Regions from separate parts of the Homo sapiens genome. Here region 2 is linked to region 1. Evidence: chromatin loops called from intact Hi-C (ENCODE). Cell type or tissue: Calu3. All regions are shown on one strand. Region 1 overlaps GRIN2A (glutamate ionotropic receptor NMDA type subunit 2A). Region 2 holds the start of LOC105371076 (a long non-coding RNA gene).

Region 1 (8,000 bases):
CAATACTGCAAAATATTTGAAATACGGTAATGAAACTGGCTGGGCACTGGCTCTTGCCTCTATTTCTAGTGCTTTGGGAGGCAGTGGCAGGAGTGTTGCTTGAGGCCAGGAGTTTGAGACCAGTCTGGGTAACATAGCGAGACCCCCCTCTCTACAAAAAATAATTTTTTTAAATGAGCCAGGTGTGGTGGTGCACGCCTGTAGTCTGTTTCTTGGAAGCCTGAGGCAGGAGGATCACTTGAGCCTAGGAATTTGAGGCTGCAGTGAGCTCTGATTGTGCCACTGCATTCCAGCCTGGGCGACAGAGCGAGATCCTATCTCAAAAAAAAATATATATATATATAAAGAAATCCATCAACTCACACAAAAATGTTGTTGATGGGACTTTGCATTATTCTTATAATTAAGAAAAGCAAAATGAAAATTCAGTAAGCAAAACAGTGCAGTTGGAAGGAGCTCTAAGCCTCCCTACTTCATTCTGGTGAAGGCAGGGAGTCAGGAAGGAGTCTGGGGCTCCTCCTGTCTGTGTCCTCATTTTGTCTCCCACCTCCTGGCCCCCAGTTTTCCTGCAGGTGTGAGTGTGTCAGACCTCCTTCTGCTCTGAGTGGGAGAGAACTCGCTGTACTCTAGGGAGCTGAGTTTGGGGAAAGACTGGCCCTTAAGCATCCTCCCACCCAGCCTTTACCCCCAGCTCTCTCTCCCTGTAGGACGCCTGATTTTCTTGGCAGAGGAAGAAGCTACCCTCCATCCACTTTCCCAGGGTAGGCAAGGCAGCCTCTTCCCCTGGGCCATCCAGCCTCCTGTAGGCCTGGGGCTTAGCAAAACAGCCAGGGAGGGGAGACTCGGAACAGTCTTTTTTTTTTTTTTTTTCCTCCCACCATGAGCAGTATGAGGATGATGCCTTAGCTCCATTGCTTTGCTCTCAGCCTTCAGACTTGCTGTAGGAGAATCTCTGCTGTACCCTGTCATGTCTTAGATTTGTGTAATTGAGGGAGGCCTCCCAGGCAATTTAAGTAGGGATTTACTTATTCCTTGGGAGTGCTGAGCTTGTAGTGGAGGAATGGTCTACTCACTAGTGTATTTACTCGACTTCTCCTAACAAGGGTCTTTCCACTTGGGGTTGTTCTGTCCAGCATCCCTTGGGACTTCCAGGGAAAGCCAAATATTCTTTGCTGCCCCTGCTTCTTCGACAATAAATGCAAAAAGTTTGAAAAAATCCCGTACTGGTGTTGTGTCACCAGGGTCAAAGACCTTGAATCTCTAGTAAGAAGTAGAAGGCGTCAAGAGGTCAAGTTCTGACTCCATAGTTTCAGGACATTGTGGGACTTGATTGCTGCAGTGTGAAATTTATGGTTTTGTAAGACAGATTTAAAACCCTTTCATGGCATCTTGTAGCCTTTGGAATAAAATCCAACATCCTCACCATGGCCTATGAAGAGACCCTGCATGATTTGGGCACTACGTGCTTTTTTGGGGCTTTGTTTGCTGTCATTTTCCTCCTTGTTCTTTCCAACCCTAGGGGCTTTGTCCTCATGGTTCCCTATGCCTGGAATGCTCTTCCCACTATTCTGCACTGGTTGACGATGACTTCTTCACAACTTGGCTTTTGGGGCATTTCCTTTGAGAGGGCTTCGTGACAGTCCTGCTAACCTTTTCCATAGGAGCCCTCATGTCATTAGCTGTACCACAACTTTAACTTGTATGTGTTCATTTACATGTTTCTGTCTCTTCTGTGAAATGGTTGCTCCTTGAGAGTGGGGCCTCTGCTCTGTCTTGTACAACACCTGACACACGGGCCAACTTATAAATATCATGAATGAATGAATGAATGGATAGCTCTCTAGTTATCAATTGTGACTGTATCTTTCCCTGCCATCTCCCAGCTCCGTCTCACCTGGACCACCTGGAAAAACCTCTTGTACCCCATAATTTCAGTGCCCCTGTCTGTATCTGAGGCTATGGAAAAGCTCTCTACCCAAGCACCAAGGAATCCTGCCCTTTTCCGCTTGCCCGGATAAACAAAGAGTTATCAAGGCTAAGTTGCCAGTTATGTTGGCTTCTTCTCCTGTTTGCTCTTGGGAGGATAGGATTTTGATTACAAGCATAACAGCCTCCAGTTATTGAGCATCTACTGCATACAGGGCAGGCACTTTGCATACATGATCCCTGATCTTCATAGTATCCCTACATGGTAGGTTTTATTATCCCAATGTTGTAAGTAAGCAAACGAAGGATCTCACAGGTCAGTTTGCTCCCTGGGCCACCTGACCTGTGCTCTTTTTTCCCTATACATCGTGGCCTAGGTTTTGGAACACACAAGGGCACGCACACGGCCCTTCTCAGACTATGACAATATAGTGCACTGCAATACCTCGCTTTTTTAACAACCTAAGCTGATGGGTTGAGTTGTGAGAGTCAGAAGCTTGCAATTTCACTTCATCTGTCTCTGGAGACTATTCTGGCTTTCTACTGCCTGGAAAGAAGGTGGGAACAAGGGCTCTGTGAGGGATGATTACACCAGGGCAGAAACAGCTCACCTCTTGAGTGCTCATGTGCCATACACTGTGCCGAGTGATTTATACATATAGCTTTCTGTAACCCACGGAGCAGCTCTATTTGTACTGTTATTTTGAGCACTATTCTGCAAATGTGGAAGCTGAGGCACACAGTAAGAAAGGGTAAACAGTGGAGGCTGGATGCAAACCCAGGTAGTCTGATTACAGAGTTTGAAAGCTCAGCCACCAGGTACCTACCAACCAGCTAAACAGATCTCATCATTCAAAGTGTGGTCCATGCACCAGCAGCTTTGACATCCTCTGGGAACCTGAATGCAGAATCTCAGGTCCCATCCAGACTGACCGAGCTAGAATCTGCCTCTTAACAAGATCCCTCGGCGATTCACGTGCATGTTAAAGTTTGAGAAGAACTGCCCCAGAAATTCTATGAATATAAAGTAAGTGCCATTTTCCTGAAGTCAAAAGCTGGAGATTTAGAGCATCAGTGTTCTTAGAAACAACGTGCGACTTCAGTATCTTGCAAACTATGGCATCAACGAGGAGCTGTTCCTTTGCTTGAGGGAATTAGTGATGACAAATGAATTTAGTATTTTCAACAAAAATAAAAGCAAGTTGAGCTTGCATAGTTGATCCAAGGCTTTAAAAAAAAGAGGCTGCTTCAGCCTGCAGGATGTTGTTGACATAGTATTACATCTAAGTACGCAGGGAGCCCCGAGCCAGGGTTGCTGGAGTGTCCCTATTGCAAGGGAAGTTTTGGCAAACACAATCTAGGGATTGAAAAGGTAACTCCTTCATTAGATCTGCCTGGAATTTACACATCTGCAAATGTGAGAGGACAAAAAGGACTTTTGATCCAAGAGAGATCGGCCCCATCTCCCTGTGCTGGGAAAAAACTTTGATTTTCTTCTTTGATGTGAAACATTGCCATTGCTAGCTGTATATTTGATCATAGTCACTGGACAACTTATTCAGCTCTAGTTCTTTATTAGGTCCTCATGGCTGCTTTCTTAGACATCGGAATCCTTAAAAAAGAGAATTTTATTTTATTTTTTAACCTTTCCCAGCTTATAAATGCCCCAGGGACCTGGAAATGTCCACGTGGGCTTTACCAATGATGTATGTCGTTCTGTTTGAGTCAAAATAATGAGTGGTTGCATAGATGATGATTGATATTGTGTATTTCCGAGTCGCCTCATTTTGGGGAAGGAATATGCTGATCGTGCGTCAATTTCCCTCAGGTTGGCTCTCCAGCAGGGGGCCCAAGAAGGTCTGCACCCTTTTCATGTTTCTTTGCTACTTCCTTTCATCTTGCCAAGTTACATTTAGCAGGATATTCATCTAATTCCTTTTTTAAAATTTTAATGCTCCCCATTTTTTGGGGGGGTGGGGGACAAAAAGAGCCTTTTAGGAAATAAGCATCAGGAACTAACTAATCAAAGCGAAACTTTCTGGGAGAGATCTGACAGCCGCATGCCTCTAATGACCTTCAAAAAGATCACGTGCTCCAGGCAATTACAGGATTTGGGAGAAAATAGCTCATTCTGAATAGCCGAACCTGCTGCAATGTTCATCACTTTGCAGCCGTGCCCCTACCTCCCCGCTTTTGTAGCTTCCTTACCCCGAAGCCTCCTGAAAGAGAGTTCACTTGGATTAAAACTCCTCCAGCTTTAACAAACTGCAAAGGGGACAGCTGATGCTAAAAAAGGGGATCTTGTGCACAGTGCCAGGTTTCTCCTGTAGCCAGAGTTTTTTTGGCTCTGGCTACAGAAGGTGCCTAATACATTCTGACTCATGGCCAAATATTATCAGGGGACTTTGCTGGTCAAGCTCTTGAATATGGGTGCAGCTGGAAAAATAACCTATTTGTCAATAGGTTACCAGTTTCACAGCTGGTAGTGCCCAGAAGGGCGCTGAATAAACTTCAGTGGGATCCCTGCTGCTTGGTGCTTGAAGTTCATCTGACGTGAAGCCTTTGTGAAAAGAGTATTCAGGAACCCAGTAGCAATCTTTTCCTTTATTTTAATTAGACCATGCTTCTCTCTTGTTTGCAGGGTTTTTTGAGATTTTATGCAAACTTTTAATGTTTTTGCCTGTCAGTGTTTCCATTATTTGAAATCTTTCATATTAAGTAAAATTAGCCAAGGCCAGTGCTATATTAAAGTATCAAAACTTTTAGCATTTGCTCACCCTCCTTTCCTGGGGAGAACAGGTTTCTCTACATGATTGCCTGTATGCTTTGCTATGAGTCATAGTTTAGAGAAAACCCCCACGTTCCTGTGCAATGAAAGAAGCAGCATAATGATCTCAACTCAGGCAGAATGGCCTGGAAACTCATGATATGTGGCTGCACCCAGTCGGTGCCTTTGCTTTGCTTGTGTTGGAGGTCTCTTGCATTAGTGTTATGAAAATAGATGATGAGCTCATGCCTTTGTGACTTTGTTTCTTGAGACCTGCCTGATTTCCATGGTCACAAGAACACAGAGAAAGATGTGTGGGCTCCCGGGGCTCTGCCTGACACTGTTGAGAGCGATTCCAGAGGAGAAGGTATCTGTGGGGTAATCTTCGGATGTTATTCTGAAAAGCCCCAACGTCTTCCTCATAACAGCTTCTAAGCTTGAGGACCAAGAGTTATCCTCTAAAAAGGTGTCCCCAAACAAGGTAGGTGACTTTCCCCCAGTGTTTCCAGGGGTGTGAGCCAAGACATGGGGCAAAATGATTAGGGGACCTCCTGGGTCTTGGAAGTGGTTTAATCCTTCCTGTAGCTCAATGTAACTGTCTGTGGTTGATGTCACTCGGAGTCAGGGGTAGGAGTGTGTGTGATACAGTGTAGCAGAGATGCCAATCTTTGTGGTTGCCCCACCCTTCTTGCTGTGGATTGCTGCTTTGACCAAGAGTGTTGGACCGATGAAAGTATATCCAGTCCTCAGTCTGAAATTTGACGTCTGTGGCTGGGTTTGAAAGGATGAGCTTAAATGTGGGCTTTTGAATTAGAAATAGAATAGGATTTTTCAGTTAGCATCGTGGATACAGGGGCTGAAAAGATGCCACAATGAGCTGAAGTTAGGAAGGATCAGGGGACAGCTGTGGGAGGAGGACAGTGTGGGGATGACTGGAGGGGAGTGGAAATAGGGGACCATGGGGCAGGGGAGTGGGGAGAGAATATGAAGGCTTCTGGTAGCAATCTGCATGTGTCCTTACAATAAACAGTTTCTCTTGAACTAACTGGAGTGGGTCTCTTTCCTTGACCATGCGGAAGACCTAATATAAGAAAGGAAACAAAGAGATTGCAGGTGTCTTCCAGAGAGAAGATCTGTTTTCCTGTGTGTTTTAATGTGGAGTCTCTTTCTGGTCTGCTTACCCACTCCTTGCCCCCTGCATCCACCCCCCTTGTATATTTTTCCCTTAATGAAAAGAAAATAGAGATCATTTTAATACAGAGGTAAAATTCTAGGGCCTCCCCAGAAAACTGTTTCATGAATGAGGAAGCTAAGAAAAAGGGCCACTGGCTTTAAAGCCCAGTAGGTTAAATAGGAGAACGGAGAAAGTTATAAAATGATTAATTGGTCAAGTTGGGATGGGAACCTTAGGTTATAATATCAAGATTTAACCTTGGCACTATGGACATTTTGAGCAGGAGAATTCTTTGCTGTGGGAGGGGCTGTTCTGTGCATTGTAAGATATATAGCAACATCCCTGGACTCTACCCACTAAATGCAGGTAGCAGTCCATAGTTGTGACAACAAATGTCTCCAGCCATAGACAAACATTTCCTGGTGGTAAAAATCTCCCCCAGTTGAATGTAAATTTGTTCAGCCATTGTGGAAAGCAGTGTGATGATTCCTAAAAGAACTTAAAACAGAATTATCAATCAACCCAGCAGTCTCATTATGGAGTATATCCCCAAAGGAATATAAATAATTATATAAAGATATATGCATACATATGTATTCTGCAGCCCTATTCACAATAGCAAATACATGGAATCCACCTAAACGCCCATCAATGGTAGACTGGATAAAGAAAATCTGGTACATATACAGCATGGAGTACTACATAGCCATAAAAAGAATGAACTCATGTACTTTGCAGCAACATGGATGGAGCCAGAGGCCATTATCCTTAGCAAACTAATGCAGGAACAGAAAACCAAATACTACATGTTCTTACTTATAAGTGGGAGCTAAACAGTGCGAACACAGGGACATAGGGAGGGGAACAACAGACAAATAGTTCTAATCGAGGGCGGAGGGTGGGAGGAGGGAGAGGATAAAAAACTACCTGTCAGGTACTATGTGCATATTACCTGTGTGACAAAATAATCTGTACCAAATGTGTGTACCAAATCCCTGTGACACACAGTTTACCTATATAACCTGCACATGTACCCCTGAACCTAAAATGAAAGTTAAAAAATAATCTTTCCCTGTTGAGAACCACGGGGCTAGACAAAAAGCCGCCTTCCTTCCTTTCTTGAATGAAGCTTTTGTTTGTTTGAATCTGCTGTTTATGAAGGGCTGTGGAGGCTACAGAGATGACTAAGGCACAGTCTCTTACCTGTATGAATTAACAGATTTCTGGAAAATATTAAGCATGAAAACAACTCATCAAATAAAGCTGGAAAATACCTTCCTCTTGGCTTTGAGTAACAGCAAAGATATCCACCTGTGTCAAATGGGTAACGCTCATTCTAAGTGTAATGAGGATCTAACCTGAGGTTCCCACCCAACTTGATTACTTTATAACTTTCTCCATCTTCCTCCTCCTACTGAATTCTGCTGGGTTTTAAAGCCAATGGGCTTTTTTTCCCTTAGCTTCGTAATTCAAAGGATGATGGTAGATGCTATAACAAATAAGCCCTCAAATATCAGTGGTATAACATAGTAGAAGTTTGCTTCCTGCTGATGTAATGGTGTTCCTGGTTGGTGAACAGCTTTCCTATGGCCATGCAGTGATTCAGGGACCTAGATTTCTGCCATATTGTGGCTCTTCCAGTCCCCTAAATCTCACTGTCTTTTCTTTCCAATCAGCAGAAAAATAAGTGAGGAGAAAACACGCCCCTTTCTTAAGAGTCCTGGCCTGAATGTGACTTTGTTTATGCTGATCTTCCATTAGAAAGGACAATTGGACTACTGATGATTTCCGATCAAGTAGAATAAATCAATATTGAATGGCTCATCTTGGCTAAAATTCTGTGACAGTCTCTGGTTATGAAAATTTACCATCAGGATCCTGTTCACATAGGACACTTTATTCAGCAGTGGGGAGAGTTTAGCAGAATTCTCTTTCTGCACAGTTTAAGATGGAGCTGGGAAAAGAACCCAAGTTTTTAGATACAGCAGTCTGTCTGCTACTTGAATCTTTTCTTCTCCGCCATACCAGGACTGGAAGACATAGATTGTGCCCAATTTCTATATCCTAATTACCTACCAGAGGATTGGGCATGTAAAATATTTTCAGAGGGGATGAATGGATGAGAAATATTGT
Region 2 (8,000 bases), 90 kb after region 1:
AATTATATTGTTCAAGCCACCAAGTTTGCAGTACTTTGCCACAGCAGTTCTAGAGAACTAATGCTAATACCAATCACACAAAGTGATTGAAAAGGGGAGAAGTCCTGGTGAATTTCAGAAAAACCCCTGATCTCAGTTATGCAAGTGAGATCATCAGGGGAATCTGAATCATTCATCGTTTTTACCTGAAAGCAGTAGGCAGAAAGGAAATTAAATTCCATAGAAATCCATTAATCGTGCTGGGCATGGTGGCTTACGCCTGTAATCCCACCACTTTGGGAGGCCCAGGCAGGCGGATCACTTGAGGTCAGGAGTTCGAGACCAGCCTGGCCAACATGGTGAAACCCCGTCTCTGCTAAAAATACAAAAATTAGCCAGGCATGGTGGCAAGCACCTGTAGTCCTAGCTACTGGGAAGGCTGAGGTATGAGAATTGCTTGAACCCAGGAGGCAGAGTTTGCAGTGAGCCAAGATCATACCACTGCACTCCAGCCTGGGTGACAGAGTGAGACCCTATCTCAAAAAAAAAAAAAAAAAAATCGATCATCCAGTGCAGTGGTTCTCAAAGTGTGGTCCCTGGACCAGCAGCATCAGCATCACTTGGGAATGCAGATTCTTGGGCTTCCCCTGAGATCTCCTGGTCGGTGACTCCAGTGGGTGATGCCCATGCACACTCAAGTTTGAAAGCCCCTGGCCTAGGGTCTGTGAGACCCTGGAGAAGTCAGGCAGAGCTTCACAGGGGAGGTGACACATGAGATGTGCCTTGAGGGATAGGTAAGGGCTTTGAAAGGAGCCAGGGAAGGACATTTGAAATGGAGCAGAGGCAGGGAGATATAGATGTGTGAGACTTCTTCAGAGGAGCAGTACAGTTTGGAGGGTATATGGAGAGGAGGGTGAGAGAAAGGAAGTACAGACACATGGTGGGCAGTGAGGATGGGTGGGGAGTGGTGGCTCACATCTGTAATCTCAGCATTTTGAGAGGCCAAGGCAGGAGGATCACTTGAGTCTTGACATTTAAGACCAGAGTGAGCAATATAGCAAGACCCTGTCTCTACAAAAAATACAAAAATTAGCCAGGTGTGGTGACGTGTGCCTGTAGTCCCAGCTACTCAAGAGGTTGAGGCAGGAGGTTCACTGGAGCCCAAGAGTTCAAGGCTGTAGTGAGTTGTGATGGTGCCACTGCACTCCAGCCTGGGTGACAGAACGAGACCCTGTCTCTAAACACGTTAAAAGAAAGTGAAGATGAAGTCAAAGATGTTGTCATGTTGTAAAGGATTTGTGAGCCAGGATGAGTTTATATTTAATGGGGGCCGCTGAAGAGTTTTAGAAAGATTACTGTAGGCTAAAGTATCAATGTGTAATTTGGGTATATGTGTGATATTCAAATTAGCTGACCTATTAGGACTGTCTCAGCCAACAAATCACTGAATGCAGACAGTCAACCATGCTTTCTGAAAATGCAAAGTCCTAGTGGTTCTTGAGATGAGTGGAGGGGTCACACCAATGTCAGGAGAACTCTAGATTTGGGGAATCTTTAAGAAAGCCAAGGACCAGTAAGTCTCCTGAATAGATAGACCAGTTTTCTTCCACCTGGGACTATTAAAGATGAGTGACACCTTTACCTCTTGACCTTAATCATTCATTAGCCAGCAAGTCAACATCCTTCTCAAAGTGTGGCTCCATCAGTTCTGAGCCAGTTTTTTTTTTTTTTTTTTTTTTTTTTTTTGCTTTTTTTTGACGTGGGGTCTCACTCTTATCGTCCAGCCTGGGGTGCAGTGACACGATCTTGGCTCACTGCAACCTCCGCCTCCTGGGTTCAAGCACTTCTCCTGCCTCAGCCTCCCGAGTAGCAGGGACTATAGGCATGTGCTAACATTCCGGCTAATTTTTTGGATTTTTAGTAGAGATAGGGTTTCACCATATTGGCCAAGATGGTCTCGCACTTCTGGTCTCAAGTGATCAGCCTTCCTCAGCCTCCCGAAGTGCTAGGATTACAGGCATGAGCCACCATGCCCGGCCCTGAGCCAGTTTTGCCCCAAGTTGCTAAGCTTCCCTGATCACTGACCAGTCTGAAGGCAGATAAACACAAAGCCTTTGTCTATGGGACACTTATGATTTGGTTGCAGAGAAGGTGGACCTTCACACTGCCAATCTCAGTTCTCACGGCCGCCTGGCATCAGGAAGGCATTAATCTCTGCCAAGGCTCTGTCCTCTTCACCTTTCAGCAGGTGTTCCTTGCTGGTTGTTTGGCCCGGTTGATAGGAAAAAAAGAAGAGAGAGTGGGCCCGTGTGCCTCTGTCTCCTCTTTGCTCAATGACCCAAGAAGGCAGGAGAAGGAAGGCACTTCTCAGCTGCCTTTCCTATGGTTGGCTGCTGGGCTGGGATGGAGCTGGGGAACTTACCTCTTGTGACGAACGATGAAGAAGCAGGGATTTCATGCAGCATCAGCATACGCACAAGGCTGTGTTGGGAAGAACAAGGACAGGGCTCCAGAGAGGACTGACTGCAGCTGCCCCTTTAATGCTGGTCGCACATGCTTGCTTCTCTCTGGCTCCCCTCCCGGACTGCATGGATAGCTTTGTTCACACCTGAATGCCTGGTGCCTGGGTTCCAGAAAGGCATAGCTTTCATTTCTGAGCATTTTATATGTGCCTTGAGATTAACCATCACCATGAACAGATTTGGAAACAGGTTTGGAGGGATTACGAGACTTGCCCAAACACATTTAGCTTGATGGGGAGAAGATCATGGCCCTGTTCTAACCCCTCACTCTCAGTTTTGTTTCATCACATCATCCTGTTTATTTTCATCGTAGCTTGTATCACAATTGCCAATTTTCTTGCTTGTTGTTGTGTTTAGTGTCTGTCTACCCCTCCAGGCTCTGGGTTTCTGATAGCGGCACCTGTGTTTCCTGGGTTTACCTTGGTATCCTGAGTTGGTAACACAGGCCCATCATACAGCCAAAGCTCTACAGTGTTTGTTAACAAAATGAATGAATGAATGATTTGAACCCAGACCTATTTGGCCAAAGCCTCACTCTGTAACCTCTGCTCACTGCAGAGTTCCATGTGGTACAATCTTGCTTGGCAAATGTTGATGGAATTATAACAGTTCACGGTTGGTAGGTGGGGGTGTCAGATACATGCATCTGGGAAAGTCACAGAAATTCACCCCAATATAGGTATAATCACGTGCCCAGGAATGCAGGGCAAACTTTGCCCACAGGTGCAAACCAGCTGGGGCACCTGTGGTATCCTAGGAGCCTGGTGTGCTTAAAAGCATGGTGTAGTCATGGGTTCGAGAAACTCTCCACTGGGTAAGGACACTGGATATATGGACACAAGAAACTCTCCATTGGTTAAGGACAATGATAAGGAAACTCTCCATTGGGTGAGGACACTGAACTCTTTCACATGAGCAGAGACTTATGTTAGGAGTTGCAGCTGGGAGTCAGGCAGAAGCTATGATGAAAGCTCTCTGGGCCTCAGTTTCCCCATTTGTTGTTTGGTGTGTGTTCCACCACTGTTGTTTAATGGCTCAGAGTGGAGACCGGCATTAAACTGTGTTCGTTCAACCCTGAATCCACCACTTTCTAGGGGTGTGCCTACTGGAAAGTTTTCATTTTCCTTGGTGCCTCAGTTCCTCGTCTGTGAAATGGGGATAATGATAGTATTTACCTTTGAAGGTGGGTTGCAAGGGCTGAAAGTTAATTTATATAAAGCACTTGGAACACATGGTAAATGTCTGGCTGTTTTGATGAGAAGATTCAATGAGATACTGACTTTTCATAATGCAAAAGGCGCTAAAAGAAACTCAGCAGAGGTGGCATTTAGATCAAGGTATCTCTGTGGAAGGTATCAAATTAGATGAAAGGCTTAGAGGTGGGTAGACCCACATTTAAAAAAAATCACTTAATTTGTACAGTGTGCGCCAATTGTTGTTTATAAAATATCATCCATTTTATGTCATTGAAGTCTCCCATGTCTCTCTGGCATAGCCATCGTTACCCAAGGCTCAACAAGCTTGAAGTAGCTTGTTTGAAGGTCACAGCTCTTTAGTTATTTGTTCATGGATTTCTTGAAAGCCTACTATATGCTAGGCTCAGCATAAAATGGGGTCCAAAACCAGGTGCTGTTTCTGCTCATGTGAATCTGACAGTCTAGAGAAGGAGGGACATATTTCAAAAAAGTATCATGCAAGTAAATACGATGCGCTGTAATAAGTACTGTGTGACCCACCCAGGAAGGTCAGAGAAGGTTCCCTGAGGACATGGGCTGAAACTGAGATGTGAAGACTAGGGTGGGTGACAGAGGGAAGGGAAAAGCATTGCAGGAAGTGGAAAGAGACTGGGCATAGGCCCTGTGGCCGGAGGGATCATAGCAAATGTCTGGTCTGAAAAAAATTGCCTGAGAAGACCCTGGTGCTTGGAGGGTAAGAGTGAAGGAGGTCAGAGCAGAACCGTGCTGAGACCCTCAGGCCACATTTGGGTGTTGCATCTTTGCTATAAGAGCAGAAAGAAACCACTAAAGATTTTAAAGCCAGGGTGGATGGTGGTGAACATGAGATTTACCTTCCAGAAGCATCCTCTGGTGGCCACGTGGAGAACTGGCTGCAGGGGAGAGGAGTGCAGGCAGTAAGTTACAGTTGCTAAGAAACATTCACCATTCCATGGGTAATTATTGTGCACCACTGTCTACGGGCTCTCTGCTGGGTGCCAGGAACGCAGCACTGACCACGACAAAGCCCCTGCCTTAGAGAGATGACGTTTCTGTATAAGGACAGAGACGGCAAATGGACAAGCAAGTGAATGAATGTGGCAGGAAGCAGTGTGGCTGGGAAGAAATACTTAAAAGCAGGGCGAGAGACTAGAGCATATTGGCTGCCATTTAGGCAGGAAAAACCTCTTGTGCTGACATTTGAAGTGAAGGGACACCCATGTGAGTATCTGGGGGAAGGGCTTTCCAGGGGGCAGCACAGCAATGGCAAAGACCCTGAGGTGGGAACAGGCTCAGGGTATTGGAAGACCATCATAGAAGTCATTGTGGCTGCAGAGAAGGATTAAAAGAGGCAGATTGTAAAGGCCACATTGAGGATTTACGTATTTTATTTAGAGGGTGAGAAGAGGCCATTGGAAGCCAGATCTGGGAAGTGACGTGAACTAAGTGCGATTCCAGCGTAGGCTTCTTCTCTTCTCAAATTCTGGCCCCCACACCACTTTCCCGAGTTCAGATTTCTCCCTGGCCTCATGATAGTAGTATTTTTAACAAGTCAGCAGCCAGTATGGCAGAGCCTACCCCCTAGATGGTGCATGAGACATACCAAAGAAGCTTCACTTTTCACTTTTTTAGGGCAACAAATAATACATCTATTTATTGCTTTTTCCACTAGAATGTGGGCACTTTGACAGCAATTTTGCTCACTGCTGTATCTCTGAAGCCTTAAATAGTATCTGAGATTGTAGCTGTCGATAACTATTTGCTGAGTTAATAGATGATCACCCTGCACTTAAGTTTCTATGTAATGACTCCTGGCCAGAGAGCAGAGATTCAGCAAAGAAGAAGGTAAAAAGAAGGGAAAGATGAGAGAGACCCCTTTATAACTCATCAATGTAAAAAACACAAAATAAAAAGTCTTGAGCTTAAGAGAGAATGCAGTAGAAAACATCAACAAGAAAACCTTTCTGTCTGAAAACGCCTGATCCTTGTGTGAGACCTTTCCAGGATATGTGGGTTTTCAGGTAGCATCTTCACCCCCAGGGCAACAGTAAGTGCAGGCAGGAGACCAAAACCAATACCCTTGCCCTCATCCCCATAGCAGGGGTGAAGTCTGAGCACGTGACTGGACACAGCAGCCACACGCCTTTGGTGTCTTCCAAGGAGGCAGTGTCTCACCTGTGCACATGCTATTCATACAAACACAACATGATCTGGAGCAGAGAAGGGCATAGGAAACTCAGCAGGGGTATATTATATTTTCTGCCAGAACTGACAGTAATATTGAATGATGAGAGAAATGCAGTAATATTGAAGGACGAGAGAAATGAGAGTTGTATAACATTTAATGATTTTTTTTTAAAAAATCACCCAAGAACGTGAAGATGATTTGAAACGCCTCTGAAAATGATCCCTTCCTGTCCATAGGCAGCCCAGCTTGCACATAGCCCGTGCTTGCTTTACACAATCAGTGATAAACTTTGAAGATGCTGCAGCCTCCATTGAGTTTCTTTTTGTATATATATACTTTTATTTATTTATTTATTTTTTTGGAGACAGAGTCTCACTCTGTGGCCCAGGCTAGAGTGCAGTAGTGCAATCTCAGCTCACTGCAACCTCTGCCTCCCGGGTTCAAGCAATTCTCCTGTCTCAGCCTCCTGAGTAGCTGGGATTACAGGCATGCAGCACCACACCTGGCTAATTTTTGTATTTTTAGTAGAGACGGGGTTTTACCATGTTGGCCAGGCTGGTCTCGAACTCCAGACCTCAGGTGATCTACACCCCCTTCGGCCTCCCAAAGTGCTGGGATTACAGGCGTGAGCATTGTGCCAGGTCTGAGTTTCTACTTTAATTGGCTGCCTTACGCAAACCATGAAGAAGCCCCTGCATGAATAAGGCAGGAAACTTTTTAGTCCCAGACTAGGTGAGACATATGCCGTATCCCCAAAATAAATGTTGGGGCATTAACTTTTAATTGCTGCATTATGTTTTACTGTTTACTGTTTTATACAGCATTCTTGTTCTTTTTTTTAAAATACTGTTTTTCTTTTGAGTCTACGTGACTGCAGCCTTTACGCCTCTAATCCCAGCACTTCGGGAGGCCGAGGCGGGAGGATCACCTGACCTAAGGGGTTTGAGGCCAGCCTGACCAACATGGAGAAACCCTCTCTGCTAAAAATACAAAAATTTGCCACGTGTGGGTGGTGCATGCCTGTAATTCCAGCTACTTGGGAGGCTGAGGCAGGAGAATCCCTTGAACCTGGAAGGCGGAGGTTGCGGTGAGCCAAGATTGTGCCATTGCACTCCAGCCTGGGCAACAAGAGCGAAACTCTGTCTGAAAAGAAAAAAAAAAAAGTGTGTGCAATTGGGGTGGGGAGGTATAGTGCTCTTCTTGTAGACTCTCTCTCCCAATTTTCCATAGATAAATGGATTCAGTGGGGACAGAAAGAGGGCCACTCCAGCTCTGGGGAGAAATGAGAGAGTTGGGAAAGTGAGATCCCTCTGCATTTGGTTGTGGATTATTAGGAGACTAAGAAGGAAACCAAAGAGGACTCCCCCTTTCCTATATTACTTGATTAACATTAGCTATAATAACAAATAATTCCTGCAAAATTTTAATGCCTTAGCACAAGATTTGACAAGCTGTGGTTCTCCAGCCCAATTTGGGCCCTTGTTTGTTTTTGTGAATAAAGTTTTATTGGAACACAGCCACACCCATTTGTTTACAGATCATCTAAGGAAGCTTTTATGCTATGATAACAGAGTTGAGCCATTGTGAGAGAGACTGCATGGCCTGCAAAGCTCAAAATATTTACTCTCTAGCTCTTTACAGAAAAGTTTGCTGACCTCTGGCTTAACAATAAAGCTTACTTTTTGCTAACCTGATGGTCCAATGGTGGGTATTCCTGGGGTCAGCAGGCAGCTTCTCTTCATGTGGGGATTTAAGAAGTCAGTCTCCACTATCTTGTGGCTCTGCCATCTTCTAATAACTTAGGATTTTCTGCAAGCAGCCAGAAAATCCAGGAAGCAGGAAGGAGAGAAGAAAGGGTGTCCTATCTCTCCAAAACTCTGGCCCACATCCTGTTGGATGAACGAGTCACATGGCTACACCCAGATGCAGAGGTGCTGGGAAGTGTCCATGGCTGGGCAGCTGCCTCCCAGCGACAGTGCCACACTGTGTAAATGGGAGCACACATTCATTTTGGACCTGTAGCCATCACCACCATGCTCTTTCCCTACTATGCCAGATACCTGCATTTGAATCATGGCTGTGCCACTTACTGACTGT

The links. Peaks named below come from ENCODE experiments on the same cell type or tissue, not always from the same donor. Only the 100,000 strongest peaks of a DNase experiment are listed, where the experiment ranks them.
Region 2: it touches region 1 in a loop (4-fold over the local background); 4 of 110 quality-filtered maps call a loop at or near these places.

The regions. Positions count from the first base shown.
Region 1 is chr16:10,118,502-10,126,501 of GRCh38, reverse strand. All of the region lies in intron 2 of GRIN2A (glutamate ionotropic receptor NMDA type subunit 2A), which reads left to right. Among named protein-coding and RNA genes, the nearest start is that of GRIN2A, 60 kb to the left of the region's middle. In Calu3, a CTCF peak has its summit at 3,776 (motif pointing right); DNase peaks (open chromatin) are centred at 3,761, 4,801, 5,361 and 7,011.
Region 2 is chr16:10,028,261-10,036,260 of GRCh38, reverse strand. The region is part of intron 2 of GRIN2A (glutamate ionotropic receptor NMDA type subunit 2A); the gene reads left to right. LOC105371076 (a long non-coding RNA gene) reads right to left here and starts at 4,625. Exons shown (of 3, transcript XR_933061.2): 1 at 4,570-4,625; 2 at 2,402-2,602. In Calu3, no CTCF peak of the experiment used is centred here; no DNase peak of the experiment used is centred here.